2 separate regions of the Mus musculus genome follow, and region 2 is linked to region 1. A link is a loop called in an ENCODE intact Hi-C map of the cell type or tissue named here. Cell type or tissue: left cerebral cortex. All regions are shown on one strand.

Evidence for each region. A loop is a pair of places that touch in the nucleus more often than their neighbours do. Peaks named below come from ENCODE experiments on the same cell type or tissue, not always from the same donor. Only the 100,000 strongest peaks of a DNase experiment are listed, where the experiment ranks them.
Region 2: a loop joins it to region 1, with 2.2 times the contacts of the local background. A loop is called at or near these places in 2 of 42 quality-filtered maps.

Annotation. Positions count from the first base shown.
Region 1 is chr5:20,458,103-20,466,102 of GRCm38, forward strand. It overlaps Magi2 (membrane associated guanylate kinase, WW and PDZ domain containing 2), which reads left to right. Exons shown (of 23, transcript NM_001170746.1): 10 at 7,474-8,000. Among named protein-coding and RNA genes, the nearest start is that of Gm52764, 81 kb to the right of the region's middle. In left cerebral cortex, no CTCF peak of the experiment used is centred here; DNase peaks (open chromatin) are centred at 3,797, 4,497 and 7,005; H3K27ac peaks cover 3,790 bases.
Region 2 is chr5:20,517,252-20,525,251 of GRCm38, forward strand. All of the region lies in intron 10 of Magi2 (membrane associated guanylate kinase, WW and PDZ domain containing 2), which reads left to right. Among named protein-coding and RNA genes, the nearest start is that of Gm52764, 22 kb to the right of the region's middle. In left cerebral cortex, a CTCF peak has its summit at 3,577 (motif pointing left); DNase peaks (open chromatin) are centred at 4,527, 4,660, 5,845 and 6,725; H3K27ac peaks cover 2,850 bases.

The DNA of each region.
Region 1 (8,000 bases):
TGCCATTGAAACTGCCCAGTGCTATGCAAAGTTATCTGATGCAGGACCTTTGAAGCTACATCTTAGAAATTACCATTTCTAATGTTAACACATATGTGCGTGTGTGATATATCACGATGGTTTCTGAGTGTCGTAGGCTGTGATCCTCTGACATTCCTCCAGCTCAGCGTCCCCTAAGCCCTCTTCCAAACAATGTATTATATAGATGACTGCAGGAAACAGATGAGCTATTGCCATGGACTTCCCTGTCCATAATTACCTGCTTCAGTGCCTCCCTCCATTAACTTAGCCAATCAAAAGAACACTGCAGTTCATCTCTCAATTTTCACACTCATGAACTGAAGATATTTTACCCAGCAGCCTGGCAGATAGTAATTTGAAAAATATCCTTAAGTCAAAATATAGCCTGGACTGCTTGAAATTAATTCTTAACACTTGTATTAAGGGCCTGGTTCTGGTATCTGATTCTGACCTAATTATCACTGTGAATTCATAAGTTACTTAACCTCTCCCAGGCTCAATGTCTGTGTATAAAATAAAGATTAGATCAGGTGAGGGTTGTAAACGCTATTTAAATAGAGTCACTGACTGGAGGCATCAACATGTGCTCTTGGTATGGTTCAGCCACTGAAGGTTGTGCTATTGGGAATAAGTAGGGAGAGATGGTTACAGGGTGGTCAAAAAGATGAAGCTGGCCTCAGAGATGGCCATCAGTTTGTTAGTGAGCAAAAAATGAAAAGCAAATATGGGATAAAGAGCGCAGAGGCTGGAGGGGGATTGTGTGTGTTGAGGGAGGGGTGTGTGGGGGAGGGGCAACTCAATTTACAGGCTAACCACAGCCAAGAACTTGTGGTAAGATGTGAGAGATGATGAGGATATGTACCACGTGTCCTGGATATGGCCCTGGAGAGTCTATACCGGACTAATCGCCAGGCACTGGAAGACAATGAGAAAAAGTATGTTGAGCATGTGGGCTAGGGGCATGTTCACAAGGAAGCCAACACAAGATGGTGTCTGGAGCTTTGTAGCCTCTGGCACTGATACCTCAGTGTGAAGAGTTATACACACCTCATATCTCCTGGGAACTGGAACAATCCCGACCAGAAGAAACAAGAAGTATTGGAAAGGGCCTGTCTACTCCCCAGAGTCAACTTGAGGTGCAATTACCAGACCCTATAATCCAATAAACTAACGTGGTTTCCCTTCCCTCCCCCATCCCTGGTTATTACTGTGACACCAGAAAGCACAGCTAGAGACTCCTGCAGAGAGAGATCCCTGGAATAGATGGAGATGGTGTAATGGGAGAGGTAGGAATAGGGGAAGAAAGGAGAAGGGGGAGGGGCAGGTAGGAGGGGGCAAGAAGGAAGGAAGTACCCAAGAGCTGAAGGAGTCTGCAACCCTATAGGTGGAAAAACAATATGAACTAATCTGTACCCCCAGAGCTTGTGTCTCTAGCTGCATATGTATTAGAAGATGGCCTACTCGGCCATCATTGGGAAGAGAGGCCCCTTAGTCTAGCAAACTTTATATGTCCCAGTATAGGGGAACACCAGGGCCAAGAAGTGAGAGTGAGTGAGTAGGGGAGCAGGGCAGGGGGAGGGTATAGGGAACTTTTGGGATAGCATTTGAAATGTAAATAAAGAAAATATCTAATAAAAAAATTTAAAAAAAAAAGAAAATAAGGGAGGGAGAGAGGGAGGGAATTTAAGAATAATTCAAGAACTTGAGTCAAAGGCTCCTGCCTTAGAATTTCAATGAAAAAACAAACAAACAAACAAACAAACAAACAAACTTCTTGGTAGCAATTAAATACATGGAAACCTTTGCTGAATAAATTAAAAAATAAATAAGGACCAAACCCCAGAAATAGTTGCTAGTTATTGGCATACCTGCATAAAAATCAATACCTCATGACTTTCAAGCAATTACGTTTTCCATTAATGACACACATGACTTTAGTACACATTGCCCATGGGACCCTGTTCCTCCTCCTGGGTTGCCTTGCCCAACCTTCAAGTGAGGATTTGTCCTTTGTCCTATTGTATCTTGTCTTGCAGGGTTCAGCTGACATCCCCAGGAAGCCTGTACTTGGGGGGGGGGGGGGGGAGAATAGGGAGGGTGGGCAGACAGAGGTAAGGAGTGAAGCTGGGGGAGAGGGGAGGTGGAAGGGAAAATGGGAGGAATGGATGAGGGGAAACTGCAGTTGGGTGCATTGTATGAGAGAACAATCAATAAGTTTTTTTAAAAAAAACATAAAGACAAATTATTTTAATGTGTAAACTTTGTTTCCCCTCATCTTAATTGGCAATGTCACTTATATTTATAGTCAAATAATACCTTTATAGCTCCCATAACTTAGGCACCCATTTTTATTCCTCTACCCAAATTGATTGGCACGTACAATAGTGCTAGCTTCAAGATAAGTTAACAGAACTATGGCAAGATCTACTGCCAAGATGGAATTCTCCTCAGATTGAAGTCTGATTTTGTAACTTTCATCTTAAAGAGACTTTGCAGGATTTAAGAAACTATTTTCAAAAGAATAATGTTCCTGTCTTTGTAAGGATAGAAATAGAGAATTTTTAGCTGAAGAGATTATATTTAAGTATAAGGAAAAACTTTTGAGCAAAAAAAGACATAGGACCATTTTAAAAATTCATCTGGAAATATAGGGGGAAATGGCATTGACCAGTTTGCTTTCTTGAGTGTTTATGGCCTGGCCTTTCTCATTTGGGGACAGACATGAGCATGTGCTGAGATGCCCAACCATGGGTGACATGTGTTCTACCCACGGCTACAAGCACAGGTCATATGTTTAGTCTCCACCTGAGCCTTCTAGCTCAACCAACCACAGTGTACTTACATTCCTGAAGTGAACACATGTTTCTTTAATGTGAATGGGAACATTGACAAGTAAATCTATGTCAACAAGCTCCAAAATGATGTGTTAACATGTACTAGGTAGGTGTTTGTGATCATTATAAAACAGTGAAAATGGATACAGAACATAATCAAATTCTATGTCATGATAATATTTTAAAACTATTAAAATTAACTAGAGGTCAAGAAAGTACACTTTAATAAATTGTATTGGGCAAGGAGAAGAATTAACTTGTTTTATAGAGTGTATGTAATTGGTAGGATGGACAGGGTTGATGAAAATAATTCTTTTATCAAAAAAATCTCTGATTTGATTAAAAGAAAAGCTAGAAACACAAATGAGGAGGTACTAAGTTCAGTTTTGGTATCTTTTCCAGTTTTGATATCTTTTCCATTCCAATGTAAAGAATTTCCAATATGGTGCTGATATAATATTCTACACATTGTACAGAAAGCTTAGAAGAGGCAGAACACCAATGATACAGCTAAGTCTGAGGTTTACAGCCACAAGCATATGGTAACAGAGATTTCATTGGAAACAGTACAATATATCCTTAAGGTAGGAAAAGAGATGAATAGGTTGAGTTAAACATATCCATTAAAATGGAGGGTAGCGGATAAGACATTCCAACTTCATGGTGAGCTTCAAGGTAGGAATTATGAGCAGTAATGATACTGACGTCCCACAGTGGTGATCTGCAGGGTGGATCAGACAGAAATAAGGTCAACAGACTGTAGATAAAGGGTGGAAAATGGCAGGCATGGCTGTTAAGTATTTTTAACTTAGTAGAATAGACTATAAGAAGAATATTGATCAAGAAGTCAATCATTCTAGTCAGGTCTGCAGAGGTAGTTAAGGAAAGCAGATCCAACATGAGAGACACGGAAAAGGGAGATTCTTTAGTCCACAGTGACTCAAAGAATGTGGGAGTAGAGGAACTCAGCATAAAAATAACTCTAATTTAAACAATGCTTCGTCAAGAGTGTTCTCTTTTATTCCCAAAATGATGAGGTGTCCAGGAAATATCCAGTGATATATATTTATCTCCATGACTAAGAAAGAACCAAATTACTTTAGAACATTTTTTCATATATAACAATAGCTTTAAACCCCCTTTCTCTTACCTGTACATAAAAACCCCATGATTGGATACCAGATCATTATGAGACCATACCAGTGGAGGTCACCACATTCATCTGTCATATCAATCTGACCTTAAGTCAATATTTCTAGAATTGCCTGTCTTGAATCGGGCTGTAAGTGAATATCTAATCAAGGTATCAGTGCAATGAATATCTAATCAAGGTATCAGTGCAAGGTATCAGTGCAAGATGTGCTTAGCTTTCCAAAGAAATGCATCCTTATATTTGTATGGAGAATCTTTCCTTGGTAAAAATGTTTTCACAGCAAGATCTCATTTTCACAGTAGACCTGAAAAGGCAGAAATGAAAGCAATGTTTTAATTTCCAGCTTATGAAGGAAGAAACAGATTCAGAAATCAAGTGACTCCCTTACAGCTCTCCCTCTGAAACAGGCAAGCAGGTTGGCACTAGAGCTAGCCCCCCCTGTCTGTGCTCTTAAATCCAGTCTATCTTAGAACTTGGCTTGGAACACTGTAGGGTGACACATGCCAGGTGGCTTCTATTTTGCTTCACAACATGTCAATGACATTCATACAGCACAGTCTATGAATAATCTGCCTCGTCCGCTCCATCTAAACAAGCACAATCACAGATCACCATCTATAGAAGTTTTTGATATGACACATTATCTGGGCATTTATATATTTTGTAGAGTGGGCAACTGAATGTTGTCAAGGAGTTAGATAGCTTTTCAAGAACTCAACTCTCATCTTTTACCTTCAGAAATTTGTTTTTCCTCAGTAAAGAGAATCATACAGTATTCTTCATCAGTTTCTTGTTTGATGATTTGAAAAACTATGGAGTAGAAACTATTTGTACATATTTAAAGGCAGTTTTGCAAAGAACCATAAGTAGTTCTCATTAATTACCACGTAACTGTTCTTTAGGCATGAAAAGAACTAGTTCCTTTTTCCTAGAGAAGACCAGAACAGAGAGAAAGATTAAGTGCCTGGGGACTGAGGGTTGTCAACTGTGATTAAAGTTAGTGACAGCCTTAGAGTAAAGTGGCATCTGTCACCTTCCTGCCTTTTACTTGTTCACTCAGAATCAATCACTTCTATAATCATTTGGCTATGACTGTGGTGGGAATATCTTAATTAGGCCACCCTAGTTTTTCAGAAGGATATTGTCAAGGACAAATAACTACAGGAGTAGCAACAATATTTTCATAAAGATGTACAGTCACAAGCCTTGTCACCTATATTGTCTAGTTATTAGTTATGTCTCAGGTAATCATAAATTAGTATTATATTTCTTCATCATTTAAAAGAAATCTGTCATATCCTTGTGCTAAATCAAATTCCTAGTAAATGATAGTCCTGGAACGCAGTCTTCTACATCACTATCCCAAGTCATCACCCTATACCATGCATGCAGTCTCCTAAACACACAGAAAATGTTGGGTCCAGAGTAAAGATAGGTAGGTAGGTAGGTAGATAGATAGATAGATAGATAGATAGATAGATAGATAGATAGACAGACAATGGATGGGTAGACGGACAGATAGATAGATGGATGAATGGTGGATGGATAGATGGATGGTGGATGGATGGATGAATGATGGATGGATGAAACATGATGATTGGTGGATGATGGGTAGGTGGATGGATGGATAGATGGAATGGGTGAATGGATGATGGATGAATGAATGATGGATGGATGGGTGGGTGGATGGATAGAATGGATGAATGGATGATGGATGGATGGATGATGGATGAATGGATGGATGATGGATGGATAGATGGAAGAGAAGATGATATGTGCCCAAGAGCAAACCTACATAAGATACTTGTCCTCCTTGCAATCTGGGGAATTGTAATTAAAGGTATGATGCAACAGAGTAGTAGAGCAATTATCTAGTATGTGGGATCTCCTGGCCTTAATCCTCCAGTGCCAGAGGTTAGGATGGAGGTGGGGAGTGGAGGAGAGAAAATAGCCTATCTGGCTCTGGCATTTTTCTAGGACTCTGAGATGAATAAAGTTAGTTTAAAATGATGCAGAGGCATTCTCAGCTGCTCCACTCAAGCAAGAAAGTCTAATAGCAGAGGAGGAAGAGCCACCAGCTCTGCAGGTGTGGGTTCAATGCTTCAGCATCCTTTCTGACATTGTGGAAAGGAATTGTCATCCTTTACTCACATAGGCTACAGAACTTTCTAAAAGCAAGCCTACCTGGGTCTTTTGACAATATCTGTTGAGCCTTTCAACCTATCTACTTATTTCTTTAGAATTCTGGTTGCCTCACATTTAGGAAAAATGGCTGTTAATCAAACCAACGATGTTGAGGGCATTTTTCTTAGGAATTTTTACTACTAGAACTACTCATTTATAAGTACATTGGATATATATATATATATATACACCTAAAAACGTATTTAGTTTTTTAAATTTTTTGGTGTTTGTTGTCTTGATGGATGAGGATATCTCAGAGAGAAATCCCTGGCCATTTGTACTACACAGTTCAAAACTCCATCAGTAAATAGATGTCTATTGAGTTGCCCTCTGACAGTCTACAAGAGCATAGCTTTCCTTCCTGATATACTCCTCAGCATCATCAGTCACAATTTTAATTTTCAAGTTTAATTTTCAAGTATTATGGTTCATGAAGATAAAAATACCCACCCATGATAGAACCAGTCTCCAAAAATAAAGTTGTTATTCATGTACAATTTAAGAAACCTTAAAACAATTATCTCAAACAACTTTGTCATTTACATTTAAAGGAGAAATCATTTTAATGGTTATGTTTTTTAATGAATAATTTGTATTCATAGCATTTCTAAGTTCATAAAGTTTGCTTCTAACCAGTAGACTTCTATAAGCCTGTGATAACTCACTTGGGAAAGAGAACAAATGCTGCTAAAATAATTTTCCAAGATAAGAGACTGGGTCCACAGCAGTTCCCTGTTTGGCTGGCCGGGTCCTGCGTCCCTGCCATCCGTGGTGACTGCACTCTTACCATGTTCAGTCACTGCGCCAAGCCCTGCTTCTTCACCTTCTCACTCATTTCGCACCGTGCCTCCACAAACCTTCAAATACCGGAACTTTCTTTTTTATCCAAGATTTATGGCTATTACTTCTCAACAGTTTGAAATTTCTTTGATCTTAGTTGTTCTAAAATGGAAATGACAAAGAAAAGAAAAGCAAAATGTATGTTTCTTCAAAGTAAAAATTCTTCTAACTTCTTTTCTTCCTGATCCTGAGTGTGGGGTTGTTTCCAAACTTGAAGAATAACCAAGCAGGGCTTTATTCAGCATTTGCCCACTCTACCATTGGCAGACCTTTGTGTCCTTGAGTCACCTACAGAGAATTGAAGTATTACTGTAACAGATTTCTCATTGTTTATTGAGAAGCAGAGAACTCTTTCAGTGTTCTCATAAATAATTCCATTTCTCTATGTTGATGTTAATTGGACTTACCTCATGTTGTCAATCTCTCCTTTTTTCTTTGCAGGTGATGTCATTGTCTATATTAATGAAGTTTGTGTCCTTGGACACACTCATGCAGATGTTGTCAAACTTTTCCAGTCTGTTCCTATTGGTCAGAGTGTCAACTTGGTGTTGTGTCGTGGCTACCCTTTGCCCTTTGACCCTGAAGATCCTGCTAACAGCATGGTGCCACCCCTTGCAATAATGGAGAGGCCACCTCCGGTGATGGTCAATGGAAGACATAACTATGAAACATACTTGGAATACATTTCTCGGACCTCACAGTCGGTCCCAGATATTACAGACCGGCCACCTCATTCTTTGCACTCCATGCCAGCTGACGGCCAGCTAGATGGCACGTATCCACCACCCGTCCATGACGACAATGTGTCTATGGCTTCGTCTGGAGCCACTCAAGCTGAACTTATGACCTTAACCATTGTGAAAGGTGCCCAGGGATTTGGCTTTACTATTGCCGACAGTCCCACGGGACAGCGGGTGAAACAAATCCTTGACATTCAGGGATGCCCTGGGCTGTGTGAAGGAGACCTC
Region 2 (8,000 bases), 59 kb after region 1:
TTTCCATACTGGATGTACAAGTTTTCACTCTGATTAAGTGCTCCCCTTGTTCCACATCCTCAATCAATATGAGCTGTCATTTGTTTTATTGCTTCATCTTAGCCATTCTTGCTATGATGAAATCTCAAGGTAGTTTGATTTGCATTTCCCTGATGGCTAAGGATGTTGAACATCTCTTTAAGTGTTTCTCAGCCATTTGAGTTTTCTCTCTTGAGAATTCTCTGTTTAAATCTGTACCCCATTTTTTAGTGTGATAGAGGGTTAATATTAAAAATATATCAAAAATATTCTGTATATATATATAAAAAAAAAAACTAAACAATGTCTGTGTTTGAAGAAACTGAGATCACAAGACTCTTGTCTTCTTAGCGTTTCCTCAGGATTCTCTTCACACAACTCCATTCTTGGACCATGTTCCAACAATTCCCACTTTGTCTTCTGTTAGGCTCAATGTATCTAGTTTTATGTTGAAGTTTCTGATCCATTAGGAGTTGAGTTTTGTGTAGGGTAATAAGTATGGATCTACTTGCGATCTTTCACATGCAGCCATTCAGTTTGACAAGTATCATTTACTGAACATGCTTTCTTTTTTCCAGTGTGTATATCTGGCTTCCTTACCAAATATCAGGTGTCCATGCATGTGTAGATTTATGTATTTGGTAAGCTGGCCATTTTTACCATGTTAATCCTATTGATCCATGAGCACGGGAGATGTTTCCATCTTCCAGTGTTTTCTATTTCTTTCTTTGATGACTTGTGTTTATCTATACACGCTTGGCTAGAGTCACATCAAGATATTTTATATTTTTGAGGATTTGTAAAGGATGTTTCCGCAATTTCTTTCTCAGTTCATTTGTCTTTTGTATCTATCAAGGCTACTGATTTTGTGAGTTAATTTTATATCCACCTACGTTGCTGAAAGTGTTTATCAAAAGGGAAAAAAAAACCTAATGCAATTCCCTAGTGGAATTTTAGGGTCACTTGTGTATACTATTGTACCATCTGCAAATGGAGAAACCTCAACTTCTTCCCTTCTAAGTTCTATTCCCTTTATCACCTGTAGTTGTCTTATTGCTCCAGCTAAGACTTCAAGTACTACACTGAGGTGTGAAGAGAAGCAAGAACCTGGTCATGCTCCTGATGTTGGTGGGATTGCTTTTGAATTTCTCCCCATTGGAGTTGATGTGGGCTATGGACTTATTGTAATTGCCTTTAGTTTGTTAAGTTATGTCCCTTGTATCCTAATCTCTCCATGACTTTTATCATGAAGAGGCATTGAATTTTGTTCAAGGCATTCTCTGCATATAATGAGGTGATCATATGTATCCTTTTTCTTTCAGTCTGTTTTTATTGTGGATCACATTTATTGATTTATATATGTTGAACCATCCCTGCGTCTCTAGGATGAAGCCTACTTGATCATGGTGGATGATCTTTTTGATGTGTTCTTGGATTTATTTTGCAAGTAATTATTGAGAATTTTTTGTATCTATGTTCATGAGAGAAAGTAGTCTGTAATTTTACTTTATTTTATTTTTTGTTGGGTTTTTGTGTGATTTAAGTATCAGGGTCATAAGACAAGTTAAACCGTGTTCCTTCTGTTTCTATTTTGTGAAATAATATAAAGAGTATTGGCATAAACTCTCCTTTAAAAGTCTGGTATAGTTCTGTGCTAAAACCAGTAAGCTTCCATATGATTTTTTTGTAAGCCTTTGGTGTTCTCTCTCCCTCCCAGTTTCCCTCATCTACCCTGTCCTCCCTGACTAATTTTCTTCTCTCCTATTTCATAATTCCTGTTTAACCCTTTATCATTGGTGCATAAAACTCTCAGAGCTTGGCTTTTTCTACTACAAAGTCTTGATATTCTTCATTTTCTTTGTGAGTGTTTACAGTGTACCATAAAACCAGCCAGTTTTCTCTCTTTGCCCCTAGTCTTGTTCAGAACACAAATCGAAATCCTCTGTTGGGTCTGGAGAGTTGGCTCAGCCACTAAGGGCACTTGCTGCTCTTTCAGAGGGACCTAAGCTTGGTTACTAAAGTCCTCTCTAATTGATCATATTTTCTTTAGACACACATTGAACCTCACTCCCACTACCCTTCCTGTCCATCCCTGTTTGAGGGATCTGTCTTCCTCGTTTATTTTGAATCTGTTTATTGTGCACCTGATTTTATCAAAAGAATGTTCAGGCTTATCCTTTATGATGCTCATTGAGATTTCTTGATATGGTTAGATTGTTCTCTTTATAAAAATCCAAGCCAGGGAAGCAATTAAATTTGAAAACAGTTTTATGGTTTTTATTTTTAATGTTATATATAATATATGAAAAATCATTTTAACTTACTGCAAAGAAAACCTCACAACATAAAATTTGATATATGTATTGTGTAAAATTTAGCTATAAATTATGAATATAGGTCAAAGTGGCAGGCAATATGAGATTTTTTTCCCCCTGCACACTGAATGAAGTGCTTGGCTGAACTGAACATTGCCAGCAGTGTTTAATCCCTGATCCCTTAAGGGAAAGGTCATTTCTTAGCCTAGGTCAGTTTCATTAAGAGAAATTGTCCTTTTACTTACTTCAAATAGCTTAAACAAACTATCTACGGGAACTGCAGAGCTTAAGCTATTTAATGAATTTTAATAGAAAAAAAAAACACACACAGAAAATCATCAAAACAAGAGAGGGGTGAGCAACACTAAATGGGTTTTAGTGGGAATTTGCTTTTAGTGGGAATTTTCTCATTACTTACTAGCTTGCATCTACCAAAGGCAGGCAGGTCTTTTTTTTTGTTGTTTTTTTTTTTTGGAAAGCTTATAGGTTGGTCTGTTTGCCGGGCTGAGAGAAAATGAAAAAGTAAGGATTAGCTTTATTAGAAGCATTTTTCTCTCCCAAATTAGTTCTCACTGGAAATTCTAACGGCCTCGGGTGCTTCTGCCACCCTTTGAGACTCCTTTTACAAATAGTGTCTTCCATTGGAGAGCTTCTAAGGCTTCGGGACTACGAGGGAGACTGTCCTCCAAGAGCCTCAGTGTCGGTGACCGCAAGAGAGATAGGGCTCTGGCTGAGTTGGTAGGATGCTCGCCGCTGAGAACTCAGGAATCATGTGTGTAAACTCATCCCTAGCACTAAGCTTGATGCTGCATGCCTGAGACCCAGCACTCAGAAGGCAGATATGGGAAAGTAGGTTAAGGCTGACCTGGGATAGGTGAGTTTCTGTTTAAATATAAGTGGATAGATAGATAGTGTGTATATATAATATATGTGGTGAAAATATCTATGTGTAGGAATCATAGGGACTACAGGGGGAAACTCAGTTCTTGCTTTCTTCTCTCTCTCTCTCTCTCTCTCTCCCTCTCTCTCTCTGCCTTTCTGCCTCTCTCTCTCTGCCTCTCTCTCTCCCTCCCTCCCTCATACAAATGATATTCACTTAATTCACTGTCCTTTTCCTCTTTTCTTCACTTTTCACACTTTTAAGAATTACTGGATAAGAGCACTGGCTGCTCTTCCAGAGGTCCTGAGTTCAATTCCCAGCAACCACATGGTGGCTCACAACTATCTACTCTGATACCCTCTTCTGGCATCTAGGTGTACATGCAGGTAGAGCACTCATATACATAAAAGAAATCATAAATGTATAAATAAATCTTTTTTAAAAAGAATTACACTTTTGTGACAAAATACATATAACATAAAATTTGTCACTTTAATTAAGGCGTATCAATGACCCTTGACTCAGAATTGGGTTGATGTCCTTATAAGTCTTCGTCCTGTTAAAACTACAGTAAGGTAAAGGTAAGGGCTTAGAAAGCCTGAGCCCTGTAGACTGTGGGCTGCGTTCTCCTTTCCTTATGCCACTGACTGGGAATTGCTCCTGGGTGTCACCAGCCAACATCAAGCTCTCGAGAAAATCTCACCTTACAGCTGCCTAGAAAAGATCAAAATTTAAAATATACGTTGTGCCACGTGTAATATTATTCTCACACCTTCTGAGAGGTACAAAGCAGGTAATTTGAGGCACTGTCTGGTCGAGGGCTGCCTATAAGTGTCTACTTGAGTACTACTAAATGTGTTCACATTATTGGGTCTTTAGCAAAGAGATACACAGCTTTCAGTGACACAGTGCGTGAAAATCTGTGAAGAAATGGGGCTTTCCTTCAAAATGGCTCCTATGCCTTTCCCTCTGCATAAGAAAGAAATTAGAAAGTATTCCTCTGGCTTGTCAATCATTCCTGGTAACTGCAGAATCCTCCTAAAGATACGTGAAATTGCAGTAAGAACCTTTAAAGCTTGAATCATATGTCTAGGTGGTTTTCCTGCTAAATGAATCACCTCACGTTTTGCAGTGGGCATTCAGTATATCTATCAGCTGAGAAACAGAAGTGCATTTCAAGATTTAGTTCTATTTGGAGAACTTTCGGGAAATCTCAAAAAGCTCTTCTGGCATTGTTCCACATTGATACGGCTGTGAGTCGCTGCGGATGCTCACTGTGTACTGGTCCTTTATTCAACGGGGTGATCTTCAGACTGTTCATCATCTGTTACCCTGTGAAAGCAGCTGTAAATTATCACAGGAGCACAAGCCGTCATGGTTGTAGCTCACACAGTTCACAGCTGGCTAAAATTGGCAATTACCTTCCAGCACTATGAAAGCTACCCAATAGGGAGACGCCTCCAGAACAATGCCAGTGGATTTCTCCATGTTTTATGAGTCAAGCGCATGGTGTCTTCACAGTAGGGTTTTGCCATCGAGTTCTGGAGGTAGCCAGTGTTTGCAGTAGCCTATCATGTGTGGCATCTATGGGAGCTCACTTGCCAACAACTCCCAAAAAGATTGAAAAGGCCAGTGGCAGGAGTGATCATTTGTTATCTTGTAGTAGGGACAATCTTGACTTATTACGGGTGACTCTAGTTAAACTCTGTGTGTGTGTCTGTGTCTGTGTGTCTGTGTGTGTCTGTGTGTCTATGCATGTGCGCATGCGTGCGTGTGTGCGTCTGTGTCTGTGTGTGTGTGCCTGTGTCTGTGTGTGTCTGTGTCTGTGCGTATGCGTGCGTGCGTGCGTGCATGCGTGTGTGCGCGTGTGTGTGTCTGTGTGTGTGTGTGTGTGTGTCTGTGTGTGTGTGTGTGTCTGTGTGTGTGTGTGTGTGTGTGTGTGTGTGTGTCTGTGCATGTGTGTGTGCATGTGTGTGTTAGAAATCTTCTCCGGAAGTAGGATTCTGCGTGGCTTCTTTGAGATGTTTTCAGTGTTTACAAGCTCTTCCAACCTGTTCCCTCCTGTCCCCTGCCTCTCAACTCCCCCCGCCCCCCGTTTAACCCCTTTAACCTTTTATACCACTGTATTCTCTCTCCCCTCTCTTGAAACCCACCTCCTAGGTAACCTCTAATTCCTGGATGGCTATGGCTATTCCAAATGGAATGAATACACATACCTAAGATTAAGATAGTTTCCACATAAAACATTTTGTCTTTCTGGGCCTGGGTTGTTTCAGCTCCATCTGTCTACCTGGAAATTTTGTAATTTTGTCTTTCTTAGCCCCTGATAGCATTTCGTTGTGTAAAGGTAACACATTTCTTCATTACCAGTTCACCAGTTGATTGGCATCTAGGCTGTTTCTACTTCATAGCTGTGAATGAGCATCCGTGCACATGAACAGACAGGTATCTCAATGTATCCTGGGTTATGCCTATTCCTCGTCTGTGAGACGTTTCCACACTGATTTCTGTACTGGCTGAACCAGTTCGCACTCTCATTGGGATTGACTCAGTGTTTCTCATTCCCTATGCGCACACCAGCACACCGCATAGCATTTACCTTGGATCATAGCCATTCTGATTGGAGGAAGTTGAAATCTTCCTCCAATGTTAATTTGCATTTCCCGTGTGGCTGTGGATGTTAAATATTTGTATGTGCTTTTCAGCCATTTGTCTTCTCTCGAGAATTCTCTATTTAATGTCATGCCCCAATTTATTGCTGAGTTGTTTGTTTTCTTGATGTTTAGTTTTTCAGTTCCTTGTATAGTCTGGATACTAACCCGGCCTGATGTACAGGCTGTCTTCGCCTGCATGACAGTGCCCTTGAAGTCCCATTTGTCAGTTGTTGGCCTTAATGTCTGAGCATTGGGGCCCTGTTGAGAAGGTCCATTCCTTCACCAACGAGTTCAAGGTCATCCCTCCTTTCTCCTTGGTCAGACTTAGAAGACCAGGCTCCTGCTTGATTTAGAGTTGAGTTTCACGCAGTATGGAAGGTGAAGAGCAACTTGGCTCCTTTTTCATGTGGTAATCCAGTTTGACCAGCACCAATTATTGAAGATGCTGGGTGGTAGTGCTTCTTGTTGCTGTTGTTGTTGTTGTTGTTGTTGTTGTTGTTGTTGTTGTTTTTCTCCAGTATATATTGTTGGCCTCTTTGTAAATGTGTAGACCTATGTGGGTTCTTCAGTTCTATTCCACTGATTAATATGTCCGTTTTTATGCCAGTACCATGCCGGTTTTACTATAGATCTATAGTATAACTTGAAATCCAGGATAGTGATATTTCTAGCTATTCTTTTATTGTTCAGGATTGTTTTGCCTCTCCTGTGTCTTTTGTGTTTCCATATGAAATTTAAAATGTTTTTCCTTTTGTGTGAAAAATTGCATTGGAATTTTTATGAGGATTGCATTGAGTCTTTTTGTGCTTTCTGTAGGATGGCCACTTTCACACTATTAATCCTGCCAGTCCATGAGCATGGAGGTGTTCTCACCTTCTGGTGTCTTCTTCAATTTCTTGCCTTAGTGTCTTAAAGTATTTTCATTGTATAAGCCTTTGGTTAGATAACTCTTGAGGCTGTTGTGAATAGAATTGTTTCCCTGATTTCTCTCTCAGTATGCTCCTTTGACTTGAAGTATCAAGTGTCAGAAATCTGTACTGAAAAGAGCCACCCTAAGAATTCTGCTTAGGAGGAAACACTGTGGCCTACAGCAACACGATGCAGAAGTAGTCCTGGGTCCATTCTGGCCATAGGGCTCTGCATCTCTGCAGTCCCACCCTCTGTCCAATTCTTGATGAACAAGCATCCAACCCAACCCAGGGATCTATGAACATGCAGAGTTCTGAGGTTTTCCTAAAGCAAGATTCCAGACAATGAAGGAAATATTAATTAGTTCATGCTTTGTCCCGCAGAAATGGATGGATTTGACATGCAGTAGAAGCTAGCTGCTTTTTAAATGTTCGCTAACTCATATAAGTTCTTTCCTGCTTGGGGTTGTCAGATTTAGTAAATAAAAATATCAAAATCACAGTTGAATTTAAATTTAGGCAAGAAAAAATATTATGGTCCAGAAGTATATCTCATGCTGTATGTGAGACATTCTTGGGCTGCAAAATTGTTTCCCTGAAATGTACATTTAGCTAGACTTGTTCTATCTTACCCAGCAACTGTGTGCCCTAGTTTATTTACAGCTGTGATTAGTTAACTTATAATCCAATGTGAACTTCGGTATGACAGCAGTGTGGTCCTCTTTCGTCAGCCTGCCCTTCTCAATGGACAGAAGTTCTTCTTTAAGCTACTTTTGCTATGTTTTTCTCTTTTCATCTACTGCACTTCTAGGTGGAGTTGCATATAGTACTTCAAGTTTATATGACTCCAAAGTGACCAGATCATATTCATTTTTGTTTGTTTGTTTGTTTGTTTGTTTATAGTTGTCCGGTATACTTTATATGCAAAGGCATCTGAATTTCTCTCTCCAGTTCATCTAAACTTTCTCATCTGTAACAACTCATGTTGTATTTAGTTCGGAGTGATACCTTGAAGTCATCTGCTTTTGTGGTCTCAAAACTCATGAAATGTGCTTAAATTTGTAAATTCTGCTGAACATGGCAGACAGTAAATGACCGATGTTCACATAATGAGACAGATAATTAAACAATAATTAACCCCTCAGGAAAAGTCTAATATTCATATCCTATAGCAGTGAGGGAACTAAAAGCCAGAAACTAAAATATAAAGAAACCACCATTCTTA